Linked DNA regions of Mus musculus: region 2 is linked to region 1. The links are chromatin loops, found by intact Hi-C in ENCODE. Cell type or tissue: left cerebral cortex. All regions are shown on one strand.

Evidence for each region. Hi-C counts contacts between places; a loop is a spot of excess contacts. Peaks named below come from ENCODE experiments on the same cell type or tissue, not always from the same donor. Only the 100,000 strongest peaks of a DNase experiment are listed, where the experiment ranks them.
Region 2: a loop joins it to region 1, with 2.0 times the contacts of the local background. A loop is called at or near these places in 2 of 42 quality-filtered maps.

What each region holds. Positions count from the first base shown.
Region 1 is chr1:34,580,592-34,588,591 of GRCm38, reverse strand. It overlaps Amer3 (APC membrane recruitment 3), which reads right to left. Exons shown (of 2, transcript NM_213727.2): 2 at 1-1,929. The coding sequence starts at 1,910. Among named protein-coding and RNA genes, the nearest start is that of Amer3, 4.9 kb to the right of the region's middle. In left cerebral cortex, a CTCF peak has its summit at 4,390 (motif pointing right); a DNase peak (open chromatin) is centred at 4,477; H3K4me3 peaks cover 334 bases.
Region 2 is chr1:34,458,651-34,466,650 of GRCm38, reverse strand. Ptpn18 (protein tyrosine phosphatase, non-receptor type 18) reads right to left here and starts at 6,905. Exons shown (of 15, transcript NM_011206.2): 1 at 6,735-6,905; 2 at 3,841-3,949; 3 at 3,468-3,544; 4 at 3,287-3,382; 5 at 3,147-3,185. The coding sequence starts at 6,827. Gm32504 (a long non-coding RNA gene) reads left to right here and starts at 5,616. Exons shown (of 4, transcript XR_373299.3): 1 at 5,616-6,892; 2 at 6,988-7,230; 3 at 7,387-8,000. In left cerebral cortex, CTCF peaks have their summits at 3,639 (motif pointing left) and 6,793; DNase peaks (open chromatin) are centred at 1,976, 3,660 and 6,941; H3K4me3 peaks cover 1,189 bases.

The sequences.
Region 1 (8,000 bases):
AGTTCCTTCTGTGAGCTGAGACAGGTGGCAGAGGTCACAGCTTTGTTGTTCCCAGAAATGCTTGTCATGGTAGCTTCAGAGGAGGACTGGCCTTCAGAGAAGTCTTGTGTTCCTTCCTCTAGAGAGTCATCCTTAGATGGAGTCTTACTACCCCTTGCAGGCTCTCCTAAGACCTCACACTCTCTAACAAGCAAGTTTTTGGTTCCTGAATGTGCCCAGGGCTCCTGCCTGCTGGGTGGAAAGCATGTCGTGGCCTGGTCTTCCCTGCCTTTCACACCCACTGATGCTCCTCTGAGAACTCTATGGGGGTCAGGTGGGGCAGCAGGCTCCCTAAGGACAAGGGCAGGGGTAGGGGCAGGGGTAGATGCAGGGGTAGGGGAAGTGGCCGGTGGGGTTCTGCGCAGCCAGTTGACAATGCCCATGGTAATGGCAAGTTCTGTGTCACAGAGCTTCAGCAAACATTCCTTGCCCTTCCAGGTACTCTGTAGGAAACCCTGGCTGAGCAAGTCAGGGCCTGGCGCTGGGGCCAGGTTCTCCTCGGCTCCCACCCGGAAGCTGCACATAGACAACGGGGTCCCTAGGGCAGGCCCCGAGAGACTCTCAGACACACAGTCATCATCCAGGATTGGGCCAACAGGGGCCTCGCTGGGGTCATAGAATAGTTCGTAGAGGGCGTCCCCGCTGTAGCTGTCCCTGGGGAAAGTGGCTGCAGGCGTGCCTGGGCTCGCAGCTTCCTTCTTCTCCTCCTCAAGGCCTGGAGAGAAGGAGTCATAGTAACCTTCATCGCTTGTGGACACAGATTCTGGCTGTTCACTTTTGGGGGTACCTGTGTCTATGGAGCTGGCTTTGGAACCGCTGGGGGGACCCCTGCAAGGGAACAGGGGTAGTTCAGCTAATCCAGATGTGTCTAGCCTGGTCTGGTCTGTTTCTGTCCCTTCGGGACTCGTCAACCATGGGCCCATCAGAGCACGCTGCTGCTGCTGCACAGAGCGATTCACACTGTCCCAGAACTTGTTGAAGTCTGATGCTTCATTCTGGGCAGGTGACATCAGCTGTTCCATACCACCCTGGGCGGGGCCACAGGGAGTCTTGCAGTCCAGAGCCTGAGGTGAATGGGCTGGGCTCTCTGGGCCGTCCTTCAGCTCCACAGATGGCACCGAGCTCCCATCTGCAAAGATCTCCCCACAACCTGTAAGTGAATCGAAGCTTTTCAGTGAGGCCACATCCTCACACAGGGCGCTGCAGAGGTCAAAGGGTGAGTCATGTAGAAACTCACTGTCAGACAGGTCCTGGCATAGGCTGTCCAGCCCCAGCCCCTCACCCATGGAGAGGAAAGCCGTGCCTTGCTGCGCTGGGACCCCGGAGGGTGAGAGGTTCTTCCCCTTGGCTGAGAGCGAGGCCAAGTTCTCAGTCTTGCTTCTGCGCATGTGAAATAGGTTTCGAAAGCACTTCTTGGACCTTTTCAGAGAAATCCTTTTTCTTGGGATGCTCTTAGCCACAGCTGGCACGAAGGGCATCTGGGGCACAAAGTGGCGGTAGTCGATCATGCGCTGACCTCCTGGGGTCTCTGAGAAGCTTGTGCTACCTACCATCTGCCCTGTGGGGGCCGCCGCCTTCACAGCCCCTGGAACACTGTCATGAGTCTTACTCTTGCGCACCAACTTGAAGGTGGTTCCACAGAGGGGCACGGGACCCCCTTCAGGATCAGACAGGACCTCTTTGTTGGGGCACCGGCCGTATCCTTGGGAACAGGGACTTGTTTGGGAGCTCTTCTCGCCATAGGCTCGCTGCTGCTCTCCCAGCGACAGTGGCCACTTGTCTGGGTCCTCCTTGGCTGGTGAGTCTATGAGTTTCTCGTGAGAAATCTGCACGCTAGATTTGATGAAGGTCTTTCCTCTCCTCAGCTCCATGTTGACAGTCTTCTTGCCACTGTGGAAGAAAGCAGAGGGCACATAGTATCTGTGATGGTTACGGTTTACTGTCAGCTTGCCTGGATTTAGAATCCTCATGAAAACACTTCTTTTGGTGTGTCTGTGAGAGATGTTTTAAGATTGGGTCATTTGAGATGGAAAGGTGCACCCTGGATTTGGAGAGCATGCCATGGACCCCAGACTCAATGGAAAAAGGAGATGACACCCGGAGAAGTAGCAGTTCACTCTTTCTGCTTGTTGATGGCAGATACAGTGTGACCAGAAGCAACCAGCCTCTTGCTCCTGTCACCAAGCCTTACCACCATCCCCTCAAACGGTGAGCCAAAACAGACTCATTCTTAAGTTGCTTTTGGAAGGTATATTATTACTGCAACAAGAAGGGAAGCCAGGGGCTGGAGACATGGCTCAACAGTTAAGACCACTGACTGCTTGCTCTTCCAGAGGTCCTGAGTTCAATTCCCAGCAACCACATGGTGACTCACAACCATCTGCAATGGAATCCAATGCCCTCTTCTGGTGCGTCTGAAGACAGCAACAGCGACAGCATACTCACATATATAAAATAAAAAAATCTTTAAAAAAGAAGAAGGACCCAGCATTCAGGAGGCAGAGGCAGGTGGATTTCTGAGTTCGAGGTCAGCCTGGTCTACAGAGTTCCAGGACAGCCAGGGCTACACAGAGAAACCCTGCCTCAAAAAAACAAAAAAGCAAAAACAGAAGAAGAAGAAGAAGAAGAAGAAGAAGAAGAAGAAGAGGAGGAGGAGGAGGAGGAGGAGGAGGAGGAGGAGGAGGAGGAGGAGGAGGAGGAGGAGGAGGAGGAGGAGGAGGAGGAGGAGGAGAAAGTAAGCCAGTGCTGTGTGCAAAAATTATAAAGTCTGTAGGCTCTGAAAGGCCAGCCTGCCCCTGCTCACATGACTTGATGGATTCCGGTGCTTTAGCCCTAGTGGATTCTCCATGGAGAGGGAAAGAAGAAAGAGGAACAGGATGCCACCTTTTACGTTTTCAAGTTGCCCAAGCACTCTTTGAGCTCTCCAGTCAATTCAGGTTCCCATTTCCAGGCCCAGGAATTCAATAACAACACCCTCTATCTGTTATGAGGCTATTCCTTCCCAACTGAAACACTCTCTCCTGGGCAGCCAGGGAAGGCTCCTTAACCCATAGAAAGTAAACAAATCCTGCAATATCCTGAAATTTACAAGACTCACAAGGGCACACACACTCCTGGCTATACAAGCAGTAACAATGATAACCAGCTGAGCTTCCTGCAAGTTATGCAAACAGCCTTGGAGTCACCACCACCCAAAGGGACACCCTGCCTACACTGTTAGAAGTTACCCAATGAAGATGCTGGTTCGAAAATCAGGCTACAGTGGAATGATTTATTTAGTCTGGCAAATTGATGTTTGTTTCGCTCACCCCAAGAAAAGTCACATAGCACCTACCCTTACCACATCCTCAGGAGGAGCATCTCAGCCTTCTGAGTATATAGTATGGAGGAGTTGGGGAAGTAGGATGCCTCCCAGGCCTGAAGCATCAAGGGAGGACCAGGCATCTGCTGGGGAAAGTAAGACTCAGTCTGTACCGAGGCTCTCAAGCAAGAGGCAGCCAAAAATCTCACAGGGTTTGCAAAGCATGAGCCAGGGGAGGAGGGAATCTCATGGCAGCAAGGCACAGCACATGTCACAGAATATCATGGACCAGAAAGGCAGGCAGCTGTCACTGACAGATATCGCCTGGAGTCCATCTAGAGATGGTTTCTGGTGACCAGGCTGAGTTCATGGCAGAAGATGCTACAGTCAGCACTGGGAGTCGGGGGCTTTGCTGGGTGGTGAATGTGCTAGTGACTTGATTGTTCTGTCATAGCTGGGCCTTCCCTGGCTGTATCCCGGGATCCCAGAAGCACTTGAGTCTTCTGGTGAGTGTGTGGAAGCAGGGACATTAAGGAGGCCGGACTTGCAGAATCGATGAGGAGAAAGGAACCACAAGAGGCTGACCAAAGAGCCTGAGGCTGTTCTAGAAGTGGAGTCAGAGTCTTCCAAAGGGGGGGGGGGGAATGCCAGGCTTCAGGAGTCACATAAAAAGAAGGCAGGACGGGAGTCCTGACACTAGAGACCAAAGGGCTGGCTTGTAAGAGAAGAATCTGGTTTAGAACATGCAGCCCTTAGGGTAGATGTATAGAGCCAGAGGACCCTAGCAAGAAATGGAAAACCAGCGCATGGCTGGAGAACCTTCTGAGCTCTTTCCCCAGCCCTAGCAGAAACTCTCTCTGCCTGTGGCCTGAAGGTCAGCCTCTGTCCACCTGGCTAGAGATGTTGAGGCTGAGGTCTCTCTAGGACTGCTCTGTGGTCATCCCCTGCATTTGTTCATCCCAGCCCCAGCCTGTGAGGAGGGCTTGCAGCAGGTTCAGCCCTATAAACTGCCCCAAAGAAGCCTCCTGGTTGCCTCTAGATGGCAGCATGAAAGCCATCTGGCAGTCAGGCTGGCCAGAGTCCCAGAAGTGCCCCTGCATGCAGCTTCAAGTGGGCAAAGCCAGCATCACAGGGACTCATGGGCAAGCTGACTGCACTGCTGCCACCTGCTTGCACCTGGGGGGTAGCACTTTCTCCCGTCCAAGTGACATCTGGGACTTTTGGCTGGGGGACAAGACAAGTAGTCTGCATTGTTCAGGAGAGCCACAGAGCACAGGCTTAGCTCTCCCTCTGTGTGGCTCCTTTAATCACAGCACAATAGCTCTTGGGCACCGTGCCTCAGGTGCCATGGTGGCTTTTCAGTCTCCTGGGAGACGGGTGGGCACCGTGCCTCAGGCATCAGGGTTGCTGTTCAGCTTGTTGGGAGATGGCGAGGGCCCAAGCCTTTTCCATCCTGACCCTGCAGATTTCTCCTCAGAGCATTCTGCCTCTCGCATTCCTTTACAGGTTTGGTGAGCTCTAATGCACATGGCAAAGTGCTTATTATGCAGGGTCTGGTGGCAAGGGACTCAACTTGAGCATTGCTATTACCCACCTAACCAAGCAGAAAGCTTGGCCCCTACGCTTACAAGGGACAAACTACTGTAATCATCACTTTACAAAGTATGAGCTCAGGGCTGGAGAAATGACTTAGCAGTTAAGAGCACGTGCTGCTCTCTCCGAAGAGCAGAGTTTGGTTCCTAGAACCCACACTAGGGAGTTCACAATCACCTGTAACTCCCAGTTCTGGGAGAAGGGGGTGCAGGTATGACCCTGTCTCCTCACCTCTTCAGGTATCTGCACATACATGCACATACTCACTCATACATGCACATACTCACTCATGCATGCACATCATTAAAAATTAAAAGAATTCCTTTTCTAAAATTCAACTTCAGAAAAGCCAATAAACTAAGCCATTGGTAGTAAAGCTGGGACTTGAACCCCTGAACCAATGATCAAGATCTCTACCTCCCTCCTTCAACCTCTCATCACTCAGTAACCCAGGCTAGCCTTGAATACTTCATTCTCCTGCCTCAACCTCTAGAGTACCAGGATTACAGGTTATGTACTACCACATCCCACTAGAACTATCTTTTGTGAGAAACTTAAATGAATAAATGTGTTCTCATTAGGAATTCTGGAAAACACAATGAAGGTAAAGACTTCAGGTTGCAAGCCTAACACAAATTAGAAAAATTATAACTTTGTAATTTAGAAACATTTATATTTGAAAACCGTGTGATTTTAAAGGAGATATTTGTTACAGGATATCTAGTTTATTCATGCCTCTCAGTGTTCAGCGAGCATATTTTAGTTACTGTATCCCTGGAAGTCATTTCATCCGGCTACATTAAAGATTATTTCCCTGTATATAAAATTTTGCACCTGTAAGAATTAAACTGTTTAGACTGAGATCTCTTTCAGAAAAAAAAAAAAAATACCAGTTTCTAATCTGCAGCGTGGTCACGTGAGCTAAAATCAGGAAAGGGTGGACATTTCATTCCATTCTGAACTTAGAATGTGATCCTCCCAGGACGACGATACAAAGGACTGTATACTGGACTGTATCCCTTATAGTGATACAGCTAGGACCTCATAAGCTTCATTGCCACTGTGTATGCAATAAGACCGAGTAGCAAACTTCAAGACAGCACACTGGAGACCTCAGTCCTAGGCAGCGGCCTGTCGCTTCAATCAGTGTTCACATCAAAATGTCTAATCCAGCCTGTCTTTGGAAATCTATCCTGTTACTTTATCCAGCCCTTCTCTTTGGAAATGGGAGCCTTCTGCCCGATGGGAAGCTAATTGAGCAGTCACCTTCTACAACAGCTTTCGGAAGCAGAGAAGGATTTATGTGAGCGGCCAGATACTAAACCAGCACTGCCTGGGGGCAGAGGCTAAATGTCTTTAGCTTCTCAGTCAGAAAAACCAAGATCAAGTCATCTGAGAGGCACTCTGTTTTATAACCCTGTGGCTAACAACCTGTCAGTCCGTGTAAACTCATGACAGGTCCAAAGGAAGTAGGTGGTACCTGCCTTGTAGTCTGCGGAGCTTAGCCACCACTTATATTTGATTCTAGTGCTTACTCTAGAGCAAGATTTAAAGGTTTTCAAAGTCCAGGGCTTCAACTGTAACAGACAATTGTATACACTATTGCATGTGTGTGTGTGTCTGTGTGTGTATGTCTATGTGTTTATATGTGCATGTGTATATGCGTGTGCATGTATGTGTGTATATGTGCATATGTGTATTGTATGTTGTATATGTATCTTTATATGTGTGTGTGCATGCATGAGTGTGTGTGTGCGTATGTGTGAGAGAAAAAAAGAGAGAAAGAGAAAGGGGGAGAGGAGGGAGGGAGAGGGAGGGAGGGAGGGAGGGAGGGAGGGAGGGAGAGAGAGAGAGAGAGAGAGAGAGAGAGAGAGAGAGAGACCTGTGGACATGAAGATTAGAGGTCAACTTCCAGTGTCATTCATTCCTCAGGAGCCATCATCCACTTTGCTTTTGAAACAGTCCCTCACTGAGACCTGGAGCTTCCTGAGCAAGCTAGACTGACTAGACAGTGAGCTCCCAAGGATCTACCTATCTCCCTAAGTTTAGAGATTTCAAGTCTATGCCACGTGACTGGATTTTTATGTGGCTCCTGGGGACTGAAACCAGCTCCTTGGACTTGCTTGAAGTTTTAGCAAAATTTTTATTACTGTTTGTGTGTGCATGTGTGCATGCATGCACTAAGGTACCATGATGCATGTGAGGAGGCCAGAAGACAAGCTACAATGGTCTGATCTCTCTTTCCACTGTGCAGGCCCAAGGAATCCAACTCAGGTCATCAGGCACTGCAGAAAGTGTTTTTAACTCACCAAGTCATCTGAGAGGCCCCAAGTTCTTTACTGACCAAGTTACCATCTTCCCAGTCTCCGTGGAAAGTCTCTAAGGCTCAGACCTCCAACTCTACTACTGACAGTTTAAGATGGTGTTACGTATTTAAATGAAGTGTTTTATGTGTTTGAAACACCTTGACCATATGTTTCATTTGATGAAATTTCACACATTTCAGATTCCTAAAAAGGATATTGGGTCTGGAAACTTTACTTCTACAAACGCAATTTATGCTAATAATTTTCAAAGACAGGCCCCCAACTACACTAAGCAGCCTCTCACCTCTAATATGAACCTTTGCATTCCATGAGCTCAGAACCCATGCAGGACACTTATTTAATCCATTCTCTTTCAAGGATGTGAAAACCTAAAAGACAGCAGAAGACCAAGGAGACACAGAAAGTGCATTCTAGACAGTGGACACACCCTGCAAAAGGCCCCAAGGAAAAGAGACATATAAACATGGATGCAGCGGTGACTGAAAGAGCAATGGGAACAGGCCAGGAGATCAGTCAGGAGGCCATAGCTGACCCAAGGACCCTGGACGGAGTGTGAGGAGCTACAGGTGAAAGTGGAAACTTGGGACAAGAGAGAATGGGGGGAAAGGAATGTGAATCTGAAACTACATCAGAGATCAGCAGAAAGGCGATCATGGAGATGTTCGTGTCTGCTTCTGACTCTCAGCACACCAGGACAGGAGTTTACTACAAAATTAACACTTCACGAAGCGACCTCTCTA
Region 2 (8,000 bases), 120 kb after region 1:
TTCCAAGTCCTTGTAAGCCACTTGATGTTGGTGCTAGGAACCAAATGTGGGTCCTTTGCAACAGCAGAATACACTTTTAACCGCTGAGCCATTTCTCCATCCCCATGAGTGGGAGGTAAATAACTGTTGACCTGGAGAGATGGCTCATGGGTAAGAACAGATGCTGAACAAGAATGAGGATCTGAATTCAAAGACCCAGCACCCATGGGAGATGGCTGGTATACCCTGTAACTCCAACATCGTAGGGGCAAAGAACAAACAGAGGATCTCTAGGCTATGGTTGCCAGCCTAGTTCTAGGCTAAGAGAAACACCCGAGTCAAGGAAAAAAAGCAGAAAGTGGACAGCACAGGACACCTGACATCCTCCTTTGATCTCTAAATATGTGCACACCACACAATGAATGCATACAAAATAGCAAGTGTGGCTGAACATAGGGAGAGACCAAAACCCCTAGCCAATAGAAGCCGAAAAGTTCTAGCCACTGTGGAAAAAAAAAAATTAAACAATTCTGCTGCAGATTTATATTCAAATAATTGAAAAAAAAAATAGACAGTTCTAGAGAGAGAGCTCAGCAATTAAGAGTGCCACACAACCATGAACACTGGAGCACAGATCCTAGCACCCATATAACAAGCTAGGCACCTTTGTATGCTTGTAGCCCCAGCTCAGCGGTGGGCAGAGACAGGAAGATCTCTGGGGCTTGCCAGCTTCTAGCCAAGCTGAGAAAATTCAAGGACTGAGTTCAGGGAGGACCCCTAAAGGAACAAAAGAGCCAGCAGAGTGTCACAAGTCTTTAAACCTAGCAATATAGCAGAAGCAGGGGGGGGGGGGCAGAAACAGGTGGATCTCTGTGAGTTCCAGGCCAGCCAAGGTGATATAGTGAGATGCACGAGACAGAGACACATATCCATAACCACACATGGACATGCATTGACTCACACAAATGAAAACGAAAGCCAGAAGCAAACATAAACTGTTTTATCAGTGTGTGCCAACCGTGGTCTAAAAGGGAGAGCAGCCCAACTGTCTATCAGCAGATGAATGGGTACAGGAAACACGACACAAAGCCATGGCATATTCAGTCTTACAATGAATGACATTCTGGTGCACATGACATCATGGACAGACCTTAAAACCATCAAGGGAAAGGAACCAGAAACAGAAGGACACATATTTTATAATCCCATTTACACGGTGCGGCTAGGACAGGCAACAATAGGGACAGAAGACAGGTGGCCAGGACCAGGGGAGGAGGAGGAGTTTATGCTGTGTGTGTGTGTGTGTGTGTGTGTGTGTGTGTGTGTGTGTGTGTGTTGGGTGCCCAAGGAGGCCAGAAGAGGGCATCAGATCCCTTTGGGGCTGGAGTTATAGGTAATTATAAGCTACTTGATGTAGGTACTACCTAGGAGTTCAGGTCCTCTACAGAGTAACAAGTGCTCTTAACCTCCAGACATCTTTCAGTCCCTTACATGGCGATTTTTATGTTTACATATATTTTACCACAAGGTTTACAAGACCCAGTTAGAGACTCCCTTATATTTCCAACAATGGCTATAATGGGGGTAGGGGGGGCAGGGAACAGGGGTAACAGGCAGAATGGCTCATGGGTAAAGACACTTGTTGCCAAGTCAATCCCAGGGACCCACATGGATGAAAGAGACATCCACTTCCCAAATTTGTCTCTGACCTCTGCCCCATTCCACGGCACACATGTGCACACATGCGCATGCCCCTATACACAGTAAGTAAAAGGTTTTCAAAATGAGAAGGAATCAGAACTGTTGGCGAGGATGTAAGGAAACTGGAGTTGTGTACTGTGGATGGAAAAGTAACCTGACACAGCTACTCTGGAAAATGGCCTGTCACTTCCTTAAACTAGAGTTAAAATTAGAGTTCCTCTATGAGCCAGCAGTTCCACCTAGTGCAAACTCTAAGTTCATGTCCACACAAAGGCTTGCATACGAAAGTTCACAGCGGTGTGATTCAGAGAAGCAATCCAGCATCTACAAACTGCTTAGAGGAGGAGTGAGATGTAGGTGCGTTCAAGGTGCTATTCAGCAATCAAAAGAAGTACACTAGGGCCATGCTTCTGGATGCAAGAACCGAGAACACAAAGAGGAAGACGCCAGTCGTGGAAGGCACGTGCCACACAATTCCATTTCATGTTAAACATGCCGAGTAGGCAAATCTGCTGGCATCAAAAGGAGACTAGGGGACTAGGGGTTGCCTGTGACTTTAAACATGGGCTGGGACTGCTAACAGGGTGGTGAATGTGTGGATGGTCTCCCTGAGTTGCCCAGGCTGGCCTCAGGGGTTTTTTTGGTTTTGGTTTTGGTTTTGGTTTTTTTTTTTTTTGGCTTTTTTTTTTTTTTTTTTTTTTTTTTTTGGTTTTTCGAGACAGGGTTTCTTTGTATAGCCCTGGCTGTCCTGGAACTCACTTTGTAGACTAGGCTGGCCTCGAACTCAGAAATCTGCCTGCCTCTGCCTCCCGAGTGCTGGGATTAAAGGCGTGCACCACCACCGCCCGGCAGCCTCAAAGTTTTGATGCTCTTACTTTGGCCTCCTAAGAACCTGAAGTACACACTGGGAGCTGGCATGCCTGGCTAAACGGGAGAATTGTATCCCGGTAAGAAGATAGTCAAAGGTAAAAATAATAGCTTGTGGAGGGTCGTCATACTACTGTGATGTGCATTTCCCCTTTTAGAATTATCCCATGTGTTGAGGTAGACAAGAACTATGAAGGAAAATGGTAAGACACAGGAAAGAGTTAGAGGTGGGCATGTGGGGGTGTGACACCACGTGAAGGTCCAGGTAACAGAATGGGCAATGGTAAAACCCATGGCAGAGGACATCCCCAAACAGAGCCTGTAGAGGGGAGTATAAGAAGCAGGCAAGGGTATAAAGAGACCAGGGTGGAGACTCTTCAGTACATGATGTGGGCTGATCGGGCTGCCAGTACTGTGGGGACAACCCCATGATCAAAAGGAAAAAGATCAAGGCAAAATTAGGACCAGTGGCTTTTGCAGAGCTGCAGTGGAGTCAGGCAGGGACTGGACTCTGGTTCTAGGGACAAGAAGGAGACTCCGCGCCTCCTCTCCTCCCTGCACAAGCCTTCTTTGCATTCTAGGAGGCTGAGGATACATACCCGTCCATTTTCTGTCTCTTGACAGGCCATCAGGATTACCTAGACAAAAGGTAAGGAAGACGGAGGCCACTGAGTAAGGAGAAATCGGAAGGACAGGGACTCAGAACCATGCCCCTCTCTCTCTGTCCCGCAAAGCTGACCTTGACCCCAAACTCCCAAACCAGGCGCCAGAAGTCCAACAGTGTGTGAGGCAGGGGTCCTTGCGTCGCAATGTAGGCCTGGCTTCCATCTATGCCCTAGGAAAGGCCCATTCATTAACGAGATGCTGAAGCCTGTCCCAACCCACCCCAAAGCCACCCCTCCCCTGATCACTAGCCTGACCCGGATGAAGTTGGCATTGATGTAATCTCCATGTCCCTCCTCTTGGAGCAGGGAAAGGATGACTCTTGTCTCATCATCTGGGAGAGGGTGGGACATGTGGAGGGGTGGGTGTCAAGTCACTGACGCCCTCCCAGGCAAAAGCAAGCGGGGTGACAGCACACTAGTGGAGCTCTGCCCCCTTGTGGCTTCAGGGAGTAATGCAGCTACCTCAAGCACAAGCAATAGCATGCTTTGGGGAGTGGCGGGGGGCGGGGTTTGAGGGGAGGGAGGAAGAGTGGGAGGGGCTGGCTGTGGGTGGGTGCGGCCAAATGGGCACTGCCACCCAGCATTTGTGCAAGTGGCACTGATTCCCTCAAGATACCCACTGACTTACATGCTACCACATCTTTGTAGCGGTTCTTGTTCGTGTTCCCAAGCCGACTGCCGGCTTTAGTGGAACACACACCTTCAGACTTCCAGGCCACTGAGCGGGCCTTAATGTCCTAGTGGAAAGCACCATGAGCAGAAAGAACAGAGTGAGACCCAGCCGTACTAGCATCTGTGTAATAATATCTAGGACAGCAGGTGAAAGTCAGGCCCAGTGCTAGGGGATTTAGACATCCCAAGTGGGGGGCTATCCACTCTCCCCATTGTGCAGATGAACGTTGATGTAGGTAGTGAGTGGTTGAGTAACTTGCCAAAGGTCCCTCAAGGAGGTACCCCAATAAAGATTGAATCCAGACCTCTCAGATCTGCACATTCAATCATGTTATAATGTACTATAAATCATAATAAAATATGCATCATTTAGACCCAAAAGATAGTTCGGTGCATATAATAAGCACTTTCTGCACAGGCCTGAAGATTTTCTACTCAATCCCTATATCCCCACACCATAAGGAGACCTGACACCAGAAAATTGTCCTCTGACTGTACATAGGTGCTGTGGCATGAACAAGACCCCCACCCCCAAAACAAATTAAACTGGGGCCAGGGAGATGCATCAGTGGGTAGAGGTGTTTGCCACCAAGCCAGATAACCTGACTTTCACCCCAAGGTAAGATAGAAGGGTAAAAGTAGCTCTCATGGTTGTCCAGTTCCCCCAGAACATGTGTGCACACATATAATTTAAACAAGTTCAAAGTCATCCTTGGCTACATATTCAATTCAAGACCGGCCTGAACCTGTCTCAAGACCCTGTCTCAAAAAAATAATAGGGCTTAGAAAAGATGGCTAAGTGGTTAGGAGTGCTTTCTGCTCTTATAGAGAACCAAGTTTGGTTCCTGGCACTAGCACTGGCCAGATCACAAGTGCTGGTACCTCCAGCTTCAGGGATTCAATAGCCTTTTCTAGTCTCCAAGAGTATCTATATACACACATGCATACATACATATATAGCTACATGCGCCAAATAAAAATTAAAAATACTTTAAACAAGGTACAGCATGACAATATGCTATAGATATGAGGTATAACATGTAGGAAGATGCTATAGGTGCTTTATAGCTGTTGCATTATTATAACTGGTGAAGAGTACCGCTCTTATCGGGTGCTCATATTTGCAATGACTGGCATTGTGTTTGGGCCACCATTCCAAAGTGGTTTACTTATGTTGGTCAGGTTTTTCCAGCCCCCAGAGACACCTTCTTCCTGTTTATGCATATCTTCTTGCTTATAAAATGTATACTTTATGCTAGTAGTTCTTCTGTTACAGCATTTACATATGAAAATTATCTAGACTCACATTTAACCTGTCCATATGCTTGTGTGTATATTTACTTACTAACTTAATACATTTGGTTTGGGTTTTTTGTTTGTTTGTTTGTTCGTTTGCTTGCTTTTTGGGTTTTTTGGTTTGGTTTGGTTTTAGGTTTGCGAGACAGGATTTCTCCGTGTAGCCCTGGCTGTCCTGGAACTCACTCTGTAGACCAGGCTGGCCTTGAACTCAAGAGATTCACCTGGCTCTGCTTCCCAAGTGCTGAAATCAAAGGTGTGTGCCATCATCACCCTGCTATAAATTTGGTTCTTATTAATGTTTGTTGTATCTGTTGTGGTGTTTGGTTGCTTTGTTGGGTTTTTGTTTGTTTGTTTTGCTTATTTAGTTAGTTGGGGTTATTTTTTTTGTTTGGTTGGTTTTTTTATTGTTTTAGAGACAAGGTCTTCCTACATATCCCTGGCTGTCCTGGAGTTCACTGTGTAGACCAGACTGACCTCAGACTTACAGTAACCTTCCTTTCCCTGCCTCCAAGTGCTAGGATTAAAGGCATGCACCACCACCAGAGTTTCACTGTTACTGGTTTACATATTGGCCTGTGTAAACTATCTTTTTCATTCTTTGAAACAATCTCCAGAGTATTCCAGAGTGGTCACAAAATTATGTAATTCAGGCTGGCCTTGAACTCATGGTTATCCCCCGGTTTTAGGCTACCAACTGCTAGAATTACAGGCATGTGCCACCATGCCAGGCTGTAAGTGATCATTTAATGTCACACTTATTTTTATATCATTGTCATTTACATTTCTAAGTTTGAGATAGTGTATTACGTATTTGGATCATGTCACTCTATTTAAAATACGTCATTACATGTTGTGTGCCATGGCTGTTGAGTGGCAGTAGCTCTCACAAGCTTGATTGGCCCGAGGTAACGTTTACAACCTTTGTAAACCATGTTAAAGGCAGGTGCATACAGTTAATATAGCCAGTGAATACCCAACGCGTGCTAGGTGCATCTACCCAAACCACCTAATTTTCAAACCGGCTTGTCTTTTATCATTCACAATTCAAAACAGGTGAAAATGAAGTCAGAGCTCCCAGGGCCACAGTTCTGAAAAGCCCTAGGATAGACTGGTAACGCGAAACCTAGGCTAGGCTACAAGTTTCCTCGTTCCTCTTTCTGCTGCCCCAAACCACTTCCTCCCTGGGATTACAAGGTGACCCAGGAGTGGCCCGGGTTGGGGACTCGAGTCCAGCGCAGGTGTGTTGCCTCCCTCCACGGCGGAAGCCACGGCCCCGCTAGGGAGAAGATTGCACCGGGAGCTCGACACCGACACCTGAGTGTGTCTGGCTCCTCCTAAACAGTAGCCGTCTTCACCCTCTGGGCACCTGTGGGCAAAGTGCGGAAGGCTGGGAGAGTCAGGGTGAGAGAAGTGCGGGAAGAGGAAAGCCGAGAGCAGGAGGGAGGAGACGCCCCGGGAGCTGAGAGGAAAAGGCAGAGCTTTCATATTGCACAGGTGGACAGCCGTGGGGAGCGCCTGGCTGCGAAGCTTGATGGCTGGAGTGTCACTCACGCTGAACTCACGAGCGAGGATTGCCCCCTCCCGGTAGTCCCGGGCCTCCAGCTGCTCCAAGAAGCTCCTCACCAAGTCCGTATGGCGACTCATGCTGCGACCCGCTCTGAGGTCTCCCACAAGGAGTGATCCGACTCCGAGAATTTAGCCACTGCGAGGTGGGGCCTCCATTCCAGCAGCCAATGAAGACCGGTAATTGGCAGGCTCCTCGGCCAATGGCACTAGGAGTTCACTCCGTTCGTCCCGCCCATAGGTGCTGGCTGCCACCGCAGCCGAACTGGCCGTCCAAGTAGCTGCGGGTCCCGCAATTCCCCACTGGCGCCTCGGGTGCTTCGGCTGCCGTGAAGCTGGTGGAGTCCGCACGGAACGCTCAGTCCCATTGGCCTTTCCAGGGGGATGGCTGCGCTCTCAATCTCGCAGGCCGGGTTCCCAAGGTTGCTCCGGAGTCCTGCGAGCGCTGAGGTTCACAGTCGTGCGACAGCGGAATATGAGAGAGGTCGGGGACTTCGAATAAATATATTCCCTGCACTTTGCTCTGGGAAAAGGCCTATTTCTGAGGGTAGGGGGTGTGATTTCACTTTTGGAACCTGCTGGAAAAGCGGGGACACCAGGATTCAGTCCTAACTTGTGGATCTTAACCCATACCCCTCAGGGAGGAAGAGACTAGAGAGGCATTGGGAGGAAAAGTGGTCTCAACACTCACTCCGTCCCCCTTCAGGAGTTTGAAGAAGATCTTATGCTGAAGCTCCTGGGGTCCTGGAGACTAAAGACTGGAGAAGAGCCGTGCTAAGGTTTGTAGCTGAATTGGTAGAGTGCCTGTCCCAGCATTCACAAGGTGGAGGCAAGAAAATCAGAAAGTCAAGGTCACCCTAGCTTACATTGTGAATTCAAAGTTAGCTTGTGATGAAATCCTGTCTCAAAGTTAAAAAAAAAAATGGAAGAAAGGAAGGAAGGAAGGAAGGGAGAGAGAGAGAGAGAGAGAGAGAGAGAGAAAGGAAAATGTTTTAATGATGGTGGAATGGTTCAGTAGGTAAATGCCTTGCCACTAAATAAACATGACAACCTGGATTTGATACCTAGGACCCACATGGTGGAAGGAGAAAATCGACTCCAGAGTGTTGTCCTTGGACAACTACACAGGCTCTATAGTGAGGGTGTATCTCCCTACACACAAAAGAAAATAAAAGGGGGTTCTTTCCAAAACAGGCTTCAGCAGATGGAGTAGCACCACCTGCAAGGGAACCAAAGAATTTCAAGCATTGCCAA